Regions from separate parts of the Homo sapiens genome. Here region 1 is linked to region 2. Evidence: chromatin contacts called from ENCODE Hi-C or POLR2A ChIA-PET data. All regions are on one chromosome and are shown on one strand. Each heading gives the region's core, a stretch centred on a gene start or an enhancer-like site at or near the end of the contact. The rest is flanking DNA. Distances are from core to core; before and after follow the strand shown.

What was found. A loop is a pair of places that touch in the nucleus more often than their neighbours do. ChIA-PET counts read pairs that join two places held with the same protein, here RNA polymerase II (POLR2A).
Region 1: a loop to region 2 is called in a map of posterior vena cava, with 6 times the contacts of the local background. The contact joins two enhancer-like sites. A Hi-C loop is called at or near these places in 1 of 168 maps with a recorded cell type or tissue (posterior vena cava). POLR2A ChIA-PET finds 5 or more read pairs at or near these places in 2 of 52 experiments (PC-9 and Panc1).

Annotation. Positions count from the first base shown.
Region 1 is chr16:13,080,789-13,087,567 of GRCh38, reverse strand. The region is part of intron 2 of SHISA9 (shisa family member 9); the gene reads right to left. Among named protein-coding and RNA genes, the nearest start is that of SHISA9, 180 kb to the right of the region's middle. Within about 2 kb of position 3,092, at least 2 of the 41 ENCODE cell types and tissues checked have a DNase peak (open chromatin) inside an H3K27ac peak, as active enhancers do.
Region 2 is chr16:12,967,496-12,974,360 of GRCh38, reverse strand. All of the region lies in intron 2 of SHISA9 (shisa family member 9), which reads right to left. Among named protein-coding and RNA genes, the nearest start is that of SHISA9, 69 kb to the right of the region's middle. Within about 2 kb of position 2,945, at least 2 of the 41 ENCODE cell types and tissues checked have a DNase peak (open chromatin) inside an H3K27ac peak, as active enhancers do.

The DNA.
Region 1 (6,779 bases), core at 1,843-4,342, 110 kb before region 2:
AGAGAAATGCAAATCAAAACCACAATGAGATACCATCTCACACCATTTAGAATGGCGATCATTAAAAAGTCAGGAAACAACAGATGCTGGAGAGGATGTGGAGAAACAGGAATGCTTTTACACTGCTGGTGGGAGTGTAAATTGGTTCAACCATTGTGGAAGACAGTGTGGCGATTCCTCAAGGATCTAGAACTAGAATTACCATTTGACCTAGCAATCCCATTACTGGGTATATACCCAAAGGATTATAAATCATGCTACTATAGACACACGCACACGTATGTTTATTGCGGCACTATTCACAATAGCAAAGACTTGGAACCAACCCAAATGTCCATCAATGATAGACTGCATTAAGAAAATGTGGCACGTATACACCATGGAATACCATGCAGCCAAAAAAAAAAAAAAAAAAAAAAAGACGAGTTCATGTCCTTTGCGGGGACATGGATGAAGCTGGAAACCATGATTCTCAGCAAACTATCACAAGGACAGAAAACCAAACACCGCATGTTCTCACTCATAGGTGGGAATTGAACAATGAGATCACTTGGACACAGGGCGGGGAACATCACACACCGGGGCCTGTTGGGGGGTGGGGGGCTTGGGGAGGGATAGCATTAGGAGAAATACCTAATGTAAATGATAAGTTGATGGGTGCGGCAAACCAACATGGCACATGTGCCCTAGAACTTAAAGTATAATAATAATAAAAAAGAAAACAGATGAAATAAATTTTAAAAAAATAAAAAATAAAAGTCTGGTTCTTAGAAAAACAAAATCTTCCTTATAATGTATTAGAATCTTTCTCTCTCCTGCTTCCATCCATTGGTGGTTGTTTTCCTCAGAAGGCAAGCATACATCTCTTTGCCTTGACATGTTCTTTTTCTCAATTTTGAAATACAAATATCCTAAATTTTCTTCTAATCCATTTCCCTGTCTCCATTTTCACTAGTACCATTTTGGCCCAAGACACCACAATCATCTCTCACCTATACAACTGAAGCATGTTTCTTATCTACTCTGGACTTCTTCCAATCCATTCTCAAGTCTCCTTTTTTTGCATCCTGGTCTATCTTTCCTAATTTCCTCACATCTGTCTTTCAATTTACTACCTCTTTCTGAAGCTATATCTGATTTGTTGTTTAACTCTGAAATTGACTATTTAATTTCAATGACAATATTCTTCTTCTTTTTTTTTTTTTTTTTTTTTTGAGATGGAATCTTGCTTTGTCATCAGGCTGGAGTGCAGTGGCATGATCTCGGCTCACTGCAACCTCTGCCTCCCGGGTTCAAGCAATTCTCCTGCCTCAGCCTCCCAAGCCACGGAGACTACAGGCACATGCCACCATGCCCAGCTAATTTTTGTATTTTAGTAGAGACAGGGTTTCATCATGTTGGCCAGGATGGTCTCAATCTCTTGACCTCATGATCTGCCCGCCTCGGCCTCCCAAAGTGCTGGGATTACAGGCGTGAGCCACTGTGACAGGCCAATGACAATATAATTGATTTCTATAAATTTTAGTTAGCTTTAAAAACAATCTTCCTGTTTTTTTCTTTAAACAATACTCTTGTGTTTTCATTATGGCCTCTCATTCTTTTTTAAAAAAATTCTCTTTGATCATTTTAAACAAACTTATTTTATTGTTTCTTTCATTTGGTTCCTTTGTTTCAAGTTCTTGAGACATTACTACTTATTGTGTGTGCTAACTTTCCTTCATGTGAGATGCCTAATTACCTGGATTATAATTTTTTATTAGAACCTTCAACAGAGGTTCCTTTATTCTGTAAAAGTCCCCTGAGTCAAGGGATATAGAAATAAGACTGCGAAGGTAGCTTGTTCACCAGGTGTTTTTTTAGCCCTAGATTAGATCACACCTGAATTTCTCACATTAGAATTCCTACACCCAGGCGGTGCACCTACACATAACGTAGACTTGACCTTTTACTTTCTCACCAGAGATTTTCTTTTATCAGCCTTGAACCCTGGGCAGGCGACAACCTTCCTTATAGCTTCTTTGGATATGTCAACAGAGTTTTTCTAGCCCTTCATAAAACAGGCGAAGTCCTAGCCTTATTTTAGGAATGTCAGTTGCAGCTGTACATTTCACACTGGCTCTAGGCCATGTTACCTGTCTCTTGATGAGACATCGGCTTTTATCAACACAAGCCTTTATGTTTTAGAACCTATATCTATGTTGGAGCTCTTCCTTTTTTTTTTGTCTAATCCTTTAGACAAAATACTATTAGCTCTTCCTTAATAATTATTTATCTTTCTTTCTTTTGGAGTATAGGTATCGACATAGACATAGATATATAGATATATAGACATAGATATAGAGAAATAGTCTCAACTAGGTCTAAGTGTTTTGAAGAAAAAGAGGGCCATGCCAGTTGAGTCTGCAATGCTGCCAGTTGAGTCCACCATATTGGTAAGGATATCCTTCTCAATCCACCACAATCAGAATGATACTTCTACAACACAAGTCTTGTCCTATTACCTGCCCCACAAACACACACATTTGGGACACCTTCCTGCTTACCTTCACTTTATGTCTTCCCTTTTATTAAAGAACTGAATCTCCATCCTCATCTCCAATCAAACCCATTCTCACCATGATCTCCAGCCACCCTGGTCTTTCTCAAATAAATTGGCCTCAAACAAAACCTTCCCCCCTTGGAAATCATTCATAAGCTGTTCCGTCTGCCTGGAATGTTCTTCCAGCCCCTCCCTCAACCCCTTTTTCTCATTAAGTTCTCTTCATTCTTTATATCTCCATTTGTTGTTTAAGCCAGTCTGTCTATGGTCTATGGTCTATGGTCTAAGCTTAAGAGAAAAGCTTTCTGGCCCCAAATGAGGTCAGGTCCCTCAGTCATATGTTCACACAACATCCCGAACCTCTTCATAGCACGTACCATCATTGTCATTTAAATCCCATGAAGGGTAGTTTAGTTAATTATTGCCTTTCCCACTGGACTGTAACTCCAGAAAGAGGAACCTGTCTGGAGTGTGCAGTGCTACACCCCCACCACCTAGTACAATAAATATTTGTCAAGTAAATGCAAGATTTCTCTTTCCAGCCCTGTCTGTCATTCTCACTCTAAGGCACCTGAGCTCACTGCATTTTCCCACAAGCCTCTCCTGAAGCAAGAATACTGTTGTCTGGAAGGTTTATTCACTGCCTGATCAAGATTTGTTCTAAGCAGCAGGGAGGTCATTGAGTTCATGGGAACATATTTCCACAAAGCAACAGCAGCTCCCTTCATTGCCTGTTTTCAAAAAGAAGCAGCAGAATGAGATTTGTGGGGTTCAAAGGTGGATATGATTATGCAGGTTTGGTCTTGGGTCTGCCTGACTCTCTCTGTGAACTTGGATTGCTTGGTCTTTTCTGGCCCTCAGGTTCCTTGTTTTTAAAATAAAGGGCTGGGCAGATAATTTATAAGAAACTAGCCTTTTTTCTTTTTTTTTAGAAAACTATGATCATATGAATAACCTCACTGCAAGAGGCAAGAAATTTGCCTCCTCATTTCTTCTCTAATGCCTGCTAGCAGTTTGACCTTGGGCAAGTTGCCTGATCTCTCGACTTCAGTTCTCCGGTCTATAAACTAGAGTTAATCCCAAATCCTGCCTCCCTCCCGCTTTGAAACCAGATTGTATCCATCATGGTGTGGTGGATACCGTTGGTGCCCTGCCCAGATTCTTTTCACAGCAGGTGTCCCCATCCCCCAGAGGCTGTGAATGATGATTGCTAATGGCTCACAGCCACCTTCGTCTATGGAAAATTGGCTCTAGCTGAATGGGAGCTACCTTGCCAATAAGGTTTCTTTCCCCACCCCCTGAAGCAGCCCATAGACAAGGCAGCCCATAGTCAATGACAAACACAAGCAGCCCATAGTCAATGACTAACATGAGAATATGGAAGGCCAGACCCTCGCCTCAAAGTGGAACCAGCTCTGAGATGCAATTGATGCTTAGGGCTTCGCATGGAATCAGGCTGAAGAATAGCTGACCTAGCTGGTCTCCTTTCCCTGCCACATCCTTGCTGAGTTCCTTGCCCTGCACAATCTTGCTTTCCTCACTACCCTTCTCTGGAAAGTGTCCCTCTATAAATCACTTGCACAAGAATCCCCATCTCAAACTCTGCTTCTAGGGAATCCAACCTAAGATGCAAAGTGAAGCCCTCTTGTTTTGCATACATCATCTCATGGAACGCCTACAACTATTCGCACAATGATGCACTTCTATGATCATTGTATAGAGATGACGCATGAGACCATGAGAAGTTGAGCAACTTGTTCAAGCCTGAATCTTAAAAATGTCTCCATCCTGTTGGAGTAGCCATCCAGCCCCATGGAGTAGCCACGAACTGCCAGGAGAAACAGAGAAGGAGAAATAGTGTCTGCTTCTCCTCAAGTTCCTCCTTTGCTAGTCCTCTGGTGACCCCACTGTTGGCTGCCCCTCCCCTCTATCCACCAGCACTAGGGGAGCACAGGCTTACTTGGCACATCAGTTCCCAGCTAAGCTGGGTGCACAAACACACATGGCAGTGGCTGCTAATGGGGCAAAACTCCAGGCAAACCTGGAGAAGACAGCCAGTGGAAAAGTTGGCCCAAACCCCAATTTCTACATCAAAAGGCAATGAAGGAGGTGATGGACTCTCTTAAGAAGGAAAGGGTTTTCTCTACAATTTGCACCTTGGTCACCTCTGGATGGGATGAACTTTCCATCTTTTCCTTATTCCTATTTTATTTAAGGAGTGGCTCTTGGGCAAGAGACTTCAGCCCCCCACCCACACATGTACAAACTACCATTGCAAAGAGTACTTTCATTGCCTTTCCAGTATCCATTCTCCCCATTCCTTTCAATCATAATCTGCTTCTCATTTGGGGAACTTACCTGTACACCAATCTTAGCCATATGGTTTAGACGGGACTGATCTTCCCCTTGGTTCTAAGGATTGACCTTCCTGGCATCTCCCAGACACTGATCCCATTCAAGCCAATGAGAGAGAAAGAGAAAGAGAGAGAATGCCGGGACATGAGAAGGAGGTACCTGCAGAGACACTCTCTCTTCTGTGAACGGGATGTGCTGAAGGTGGAAATTGTGCAGCTGCTGCAGCTGTTTTCAGACCAGAAGAAAAGAGCATAGAGCTACGATGACCCACCAAGAGGTGCCCGAGGATGGAATGAAAAGGCAAAGAGAGAGGAACTCAGGTCTTTAAACTACTAGATTAAGCCCCACATGAACTGGGCATCATAACTTGATTTTCCTGTTGCTTTAGTCAATAAGTTGCATAAATTATTTAAGCCAGAATGTTTTGCATTTTCTTATTGTATACAATGCAAAAAGCCTTGCATGATATGTCTCTATTCTGCGTTCTCAAGGGAGTTAAACACTTCTGGTTAATACCTCACACTGCTTCAAATAATTCACACCCTGTAAGCTTCACTGTCCTTTTATTTCCCCTTTGGGGGGTTCTGTTGTTGTTGTAGTCGTTGTTGCCTTAGCAGTTACTTAATGAGTTGGCGGTAACTCCCAAGTAAGGTGAAATATTGAAAAGATAATTAGTGCAGCTCATGTCTCCACTTACATTCCCAATTCTGAATCTAGATGAGGGGCAGTAAATTGTGCCACACCACCACCATCACTACCACACAAACACACACACACACGCTAAATCTAGTTGATCAGTAGAAACCTTTTTTTTTTTTTTTTGAGATGGAGTCTCGCTCTATCACCCAGGTTGGAGTGCAGTGGCGCAATCTTGCCTCACTGCAACCTCTGCCTCCCGGGTTCAAGCAGTTCTCTGCCTCAGCCTCCTGAGTAGCTGGGATTACAGGTGCCCACCACCATGCCCAGCTAATAAAAACCCTCTAAAGTGCTGTGTTGAGAAATATCCTGAGATCCATTCCTGCCTAGGAGGAGACAAGCGCTCTGATTATCTGGTGATATACACCATAGATGTGGAATCACGGGTGGAGGAGGAGGGAATGCACACATTGGCTACCTCGGATCAAAAAAAAAAAAATACCTTGAAGGCTTGCCACAATGTCTAACTTCCCTTGCAGCCAGCAAGTCTTTCCTCATGTTCTACCTAAATAATTTATAATGCAATTTCAGCCCAGTTTCCCTTGGCCTATTCACAGTAGCCGTGAGGACTGGCTTGTCAGCCTCGCCTGACCCTTTTACATCCATGATAAAGAGTGCTATAAAGTTGTCTTTGCCATCTCATCATCTTCCCGTGCTAAATGATCCCTTCCCACAGCTTTGGGTCTCAATCTAGACCAGGCACTCCCTCTCCATACAAAATGACTGAAAAGTCCAGATCACAAAGAATGCCTGCGTTTTGGAAAACACATTTTCTATCCATCCCTAGGTACAGCAAAAACTTCTAAATTAAATAAAATGAGACTAAGAATGGTTTTGAAAACCCCAATTCTCCATCATTTAGGGCTATGATTTGAATGTTTTTGTATCTCTCCGAATTCATATGTTGAAGCTAATTCCCAATGTGATGGTATTTGGAGGTGGTGCTTTGGGGAGGTAATTAGGTAATGAGGGTGGAGCCCTCATGAGTGAGATTATAAGAAGAGACATGAGAGAGATTACCTCTCTCTTGGCCATGTGAGGATACAGTGACAAAGCCACCATCTGCAAACCAGGAAGCCAGTCCCCACCAGATACCATATCTGCAGGCACTTCGTCCTTCGACTTCCCAGTCTCCAGAGCTGTGAGAAATAAATATTTGTTGTTTAAGCCACTCCGTCTATGGTCTGTG
Region 2 (6,865 bases), core at 1,696-4,195:
ATGCCTCCTTCTTTGGGTAAGAACATGTCAATTTTCCTTTAGGGAACTACCTCTCTTCCATTGGATAAAATTTTAGAGAAATTATCAATAAAGATGTCCTGCCCTCTCCTGGCCAAGGAGTGGCCCAAGCTTGTCCAGATATACGCTTTCTCCCCATAATTTGAGTCATGAGCAGTGAATACAAGGACGGACGCTAGATAGGACTTCATTGCCGTTCTCTAGGGACCTTGGAACTCCCTGGTCCCTTTTCTTCCTAGGCCTTCCACTTTCTAATTGGTCTCTTTGGCTTACCACCAAAGAATCCTGGCAGGCAGTGCTGGAGACCCTTGACTTGTGTCTTCAGCCCACTCTGGGCCTCACTTCCAATAATACTTTGATGCCACTTATGCATAATAAGGAAAGCAAGCATACTTTTATGCCACAGGCAACAAAATCCAGAAGGGTGCTTGAAGAATACGTTACTAATCCCCTCCAGATAATATCCACACAAGAGAAGAGCCTTTTTCGAGGCTATACAGACAATTAGTGGCAAAACTTAGACCAGAACATAGCCTTCTGAAGTCCCAATTCAGTGCTCTTTCCACTGTGCCCAAATCAGTGCTACTATCCCCACCTCTAGGAGTCTTAATGTAAATATTTATAGTTTAAAATTTCTTAAGAATCATTCACTAGTAGGTAGAGTGGTTGGAAAAGTTCAATGTGTTACATATACACAAGTTGCTTAGCTCATAGGCACTAAAAAAAAGCAACTATCACTAGCATCTGCAGATTTTATTAAGTTCATTTTTGTCTGCAGGAGGAAGGAGAGTGATGGGATGAATTAGTCTGATGCCTCCCAGTTGTCTGCCAAATCTCTGCTCTGAAGTCGAAATGTTTCACTCATCCAGTGACTGCCCAAATGGAATTAACTAGCGTAGTCTGTAGCCTATATCTTTATGGAAGTTAAGAATCACTTCCCAAGCAGCACTAGAATTGAACTCTCCAGCGAAACAACAGGCACATGTTTCTTGACTTTCTATTTCCCTGAAGAATCAGTTCAGTCCAGAGGGCCCTCCTGATCCCATATCATTCCAGGAAACCTGTTAGCATTTGAAAAGGAAAAGAAGGGCAAAAGGAAAACTTTCTGTGAATATGGGATTCAGCTGCCAGGCTCCTCAGGGAAAGTGAATAGGATCCTTCATGAGTCCCTGCTTTTATTCTTGCTAACAAAATCTATTATTTTTTGTGTGGGGGGAGCGGAGGGGTGAAATGGAATCTTGCTCTGTTGCCCAGGCTGGAGTACAGCGGCACAATCTCAGCTCACTGCAACCTCCGCCTCCCAGGTTCAAGCGATTCTCCTGCCTCAGCCTCCCAAGTAGCTGGGATTACAGGCACCCACCACCACGCCTGGCTAATTTTTGCATTTTTAGTAGCTACAGGGTTTCACCATGTTGGCCAGGCTGGTCTTGAACTCATGACCTCAAGTGATCCTCCCACCTCGGCCTCCCAAAATGCTGAGATTACAGGAGTGAACCACTGCACCCAGCCACAAAATCCATTCTTTAAAAAAGCATTACCCAATCTTACCATCCACTGCACCAACACCCTCACTATTTCCTGGGTCACTTATAATTGCATTATCCAATATGGTAGCCGATAGCTACATGCAATTATTCAAATTTAACTCTGAATTAGTTAAAATTAAATAAAATTAAGAATTCAGTTTCTCAGTTGCATTACCCGCATGTCAATGGTCCAACAGTCACATAAGATTAGTGCCTGCTATATTGAATAGAACAGACACGGAGTATTTCCACCTTCATGAGAAGTTGATTTGGACAGTGCTGACTTAGAAGAAAGTCTAAACTCCTTGCTGGAGTCTAAAAGATTCTGTATGATTCATCCTTCCAACATCCCTCACCTCATTATATATCACTCTCATCCTTGCTCACTTAGTGATATACGGAGGTGTGGGTGAGGAAGATGACCCAACCCACAGTGGCCACTCATTTGGTTTTAGGACTTGCCAGACTTTGTTTCTACCTTGGGACCTCTGCACCTGTGGTGCTTCTTGGCTGGAATACTCTTTCATTCTGCTCTTCTGTTTCCTCTTATCTTTCTGTTTTTAATTAAAATATTCTTTCCAGAGAGCCTTCCCTGATCACTCTTGCTAATATATGACACTACCCTTTAAATGTGAGTGCTTACAACCATTGGAAATGATCATAATTTATTTTTATTTACCTTTATTTATCATTATTTATTTTTATTTACATTTTTCCTCCACTTGCCCCTCTCAACACACACACACACACACACACACACACACACACACACACAAACTCCAAGAGAGCAGAGATTTTGCCTAATTTACTTATAACCATATCCCCAATGTCTAGAATTGTGTCTGGCATAGATTAAGCATGCAAGAGAAATTTTTGTGGACTAATTAGACTACAATGCAAAGACAGACCGGAATCTATAGGACAGTTCTCTAAAGAGAAAGCTAAAAGGAATAAACCTGGGTACCACTAAAATTGAGCTAAACACTGATCTGGAAAGGAGCTAAGAAGGTCTTTATTATATTAGCTTTCCTTATTTCTGCAGGATTTTCCTTACTTTGGCTGCTTTGATGAATTGCACCAAAGATCCACCCCTACAACAATGATGATGGCATTCATAATAATGGCAGTCATAAAATTAATCTGGTACGATATGTCGTTCCTACAGCCCCTGCTCCTAAAGAGAGATGATCCACACAACAGCATGGGGTGAGTAGGGAGATTTATAAAGTGTTTAAAAAACAGCATCCCCAGAGCACAGGGAGGAGGCTTGCCTCCCCAGTTATGCAGCAAATTAGGTCACAGTTCCCCACCCCATCCTCTCCCAAGCTTCAGTGGCTGACTCATCCTTCGTGGGAAGACCTCTCTCCCATTCAAGACTGGGCAGCCAGCCAAGAGACAAGAGGGTTTCTGCCTGCCTCTCCAACCCAGCTGGGCACAGTCTCTGTCTCCCCCATAACCTCCTTCCCCATCTGTGCTCCGAGGTGATCTCAGCTTCCTGGCTACTGGCAAAGGCTTCAGGATTTACTAGACAGCCCTAGGAAACAGGCAAGCTGAGAAGTCCTCAACAGCCTTAGCTACACAGAGTCCTGATTTGGAGGGGGGATAAGGGCAGCAGGTGTCACCTTTTAAATATTTGCCCCGAAGTTTTAGTCTTGAAGTTTAGGCTGGAAAATTAGTACCTGTGCAGACAGCTAAAAGAGAGACTTAGCAATGCCTAGCTTCCTGCCAGGATCCCAGGTGGGTGTCTTTCGAGATTTCCTGGTTCTTCTCCTGTCCAAATTCCCTCAGCACTACCAAAGTGTATTCTTCAGTCAATCTCTAACTGTCCACGTGCTGTTTCATTCATTCATTCAACAAATACTTTGCGAGTGCCTCCCATGTATCAGACACTGTTCGAGGCACTGCAGACAAATACAGTAAGTGAATGAAATAGATAAAAATCCCTGCCTCATGGGCTTACATTCTTCTGAACCCACTTTAAAACATATGCCCCGGCCAGGCGCGGTGGCTCACACCTGTAATCCCAGCACTCTGGGAGGCTGAGGTGGGCAGATCACCTGAGGTCAGGAGTTTGAGACCAGCCTGGCCAACACGGTGAAACCCCGTCTGTACTAAAAATACAACAACAACAACAACAAAAATAGCCGGTGTGGTGGTGTGTGCCTATAGTTCCAGCTACTTGGGAGGCTGAGGCAGGAGAATCATTTGAACCTGGGAGGCAGAGGTTGCAGTGAGCTGAGATTGCACCATTGCAGTCCAGCCTGGGCAACAGAGTGAGACTTGGTCTCAAAAAAAAAAAAAAAAAAAAAAAAAAAAAAATATATATATATATATATATATATATATACACACACATATATGTATATATATATGTGTGTATATATATATACATATATGTGTATATATATATATGTATATATATATATACATATATGTATATATATATGTATATATATATATATACACATATATGTATATATATATATATATGTATATATACCCCTAGTGAGAGATAGGGGTCCACTTTCATTCTTCTGCATATGGCAATCCAGTTTTTCCAGCCCATACTTTACCACTACACAATACATCCATGTAACAAATCAGCACTTGTACCCCCTAAATCTGTCATTGAAAAAATATATATATTCCTTAAAAATAAGGATAGTATCTATTATTCTTTTTACTATTATTATTTAATATTTAAATACATAAAGGGAAATAAAGGATAACATAATAAAGCCCATTTATTCACAGTTCAGTTCAAGAAATAAAAAAATTAGGGCTATCCATGAAGCCCCTGTGTGCCTCTCCCCATCTCATTTTTCTCAAGGTATTCGCCATTCTGAATGTAGTGATTATTTTTTCCCTGCATATCTTTTAGATCTGTGACATGGTCCCTAAACAGTTTACTATATTGTTTTGCACGTTCTACATTTTGAATATAGCTTCCAAAACTTACTTTTTTGCGTGCTGATTTAATGAATACAGTTTCAGCTCATTCATTTATTTGTTTTCTGTTTCCAGTGTACACTTCACACTGAAGAACATTTTTTTTGGTGGGGAGGGCGTGGGGATAGAGTCTGGCTCTGTCTCCCAGGCTAGAGTGCAATGGCACGCTCTCAGCTCACTGCAGCCTCCGCCTCCCGGGTTCAAGCAATTCTCCCGCCTCAGCCTCCTGAGTAGCTGGGACTACAGGCATGCTCCACTACTCCCAGCTAATTTTTCTGTTTTTTTAGTAGAGACAGAGTTTCACCATGTTACCCAGGGCTGGTCTCGAACTCCTGGCCTCAGGGGATCCACCTGCCTAGGCCTCTCAAAGTCCTGGGATTACAGGTGTGAGCCACTGCACCCCGCCTGGAGAACAACACTTACAGAAGAGTGTACACTTTATAAGTGCAAGGAGTGATGAATTTCCACCAAGTGAGCACTATAGCATAATCAGCACCCAGACAGAAAAAAAAAAAAAAAATCATCTCCCAAATCCCAGGAGCTCTCTTGTGCTTTTTTTTACATTAACCACCCTCCACCCAGGGTGACAAATTCCATGGCAGGTTCACTGTAGGTGAATGGTGTTTGCTCCAGAATAGAGATTAGCAAACTACAAACTGTGGGCTGAATCGTGTGCACCTCCGTTTTTTTTTCTTTTTTTTTTTTTCTTTTGAGATGGAGTCTTGCTCTGTCACCCAGGACAGAGAGCAGTGGCAGGATCTCAGCTCACTGTAACCTTTGCCCCCTAGGTTCAAGCGATTCTCCAGCCTCAGCCTTCCAAGTAGCTGGGACTACAGGTGCGCACCACCACGTTCAGCTAATTGTTTTGTATTTTTAGTAGAGACGGGGTTTCACCATGTTGGCCAGGCTGGTCTCGAACTCCTGACCTCAGCCTCGGCCTCCCAAATTGTTGGGATTACAGGTGTGAGCCACCATGCCCAGCCTGCACCTCCCATTTTTATAAATAAAATTCTATTGGAACACAGCCACACTCACTCATTTACATATATCATCTATGGCTGGTTTTGCACCACAGTGGCAGAGTTGGGTAGCAACAGACACCCCACATCACTCACAAGCCTAAAATATTTACTACTGAGCTCTTTCCAGGAAAGTTTGCAGATGACCTTTTCCAGAACTTTCCATAAACAGAACCACACACAGTCTGTACACCTTTGTGCCTGGCTTCTCTCACTCAACAGCATATTTGCAAGGTTCACACATACAGTTGTAGCTGTTCATTCTCAAAAATGTATGATATTTCATTTTACGATTACAAAGCAATTTATTTATTCATTCAGCCATTGATGGATATTTTAGTTGTTTCCAGTTTGGGGCTATTATGAATAGTGCTGCTATAAACATTCTTGTCCATGTCTTTTGGTATAGTTCATTCATTGTAATTACTGCAAGGTAATCCATCATATACGTAGACCATAATTTATTTATTCACCCACCTTATAATGGATATTTAGGTCAGTGGTTCTCATACTAGTCTACACATTGGAATTACCCAGGATCTTCAAAACATAGTGACAAATGTGTCCCAGCCTTGAGACTGTGATTTATATGATATGGGATATATGTAGCCTGAGCTCTGGATTTTTTTTTTTTTTTTTTTTTTTTTTTTTTTTTTTTTGAGATGGAGCCTTCCTCTGTCACCCAGGCTGGAGTGCAGTGGTGCCACCTCAGGTCACTGTGAACTTTGCCTCTGGGATTCAACTGATCCTCCCGCCTCAGCCTCCCAAGTAACTGGGATTACAAGCATGTGCCACCACATCCGGCTAATTTTTGTATTTTTAGTAGAGATGAGGTTTCACCATGTTGGCCAGGCTGGTCTTGAACTCCTGACCTAAGGTGATCTACCTGCCTCAGCCTCCCAAAGTGCTGGGATTACAGGCATGAGCCACCATGCCTGGCTTAGCTCTGGAATTTTTTAAAGATCTCCTGGTAATTCTAACATGCAGACAAGTTTGAGAATCACTGATTTAGGTTGTTTCCAATTTTTCCACTATTACCAGCAACATTGCAATAACTGTTATTTGCATGTCTCTCTGTGCCCAGGATCAACAATATCTTTAGGAGCTACACTTAGGAGAGGAATCGATGCTTTGGAGCTCATAGGCATCTTCAATCTCCAGAGTATTTCTTTTTTTTTTTATTTGATGCACTGTTTATTAACAAAATCAACATTGTCCTTGGATGTCCATAACACTGGTTATAAAACAGGGATAATAATATTTATTTATTTTTTATTTTTATTATTATTATTATACTTTAAGTTTTAGGGTACATGTGCACAACGTGCAGGTTTGTTACATATGTATACATGT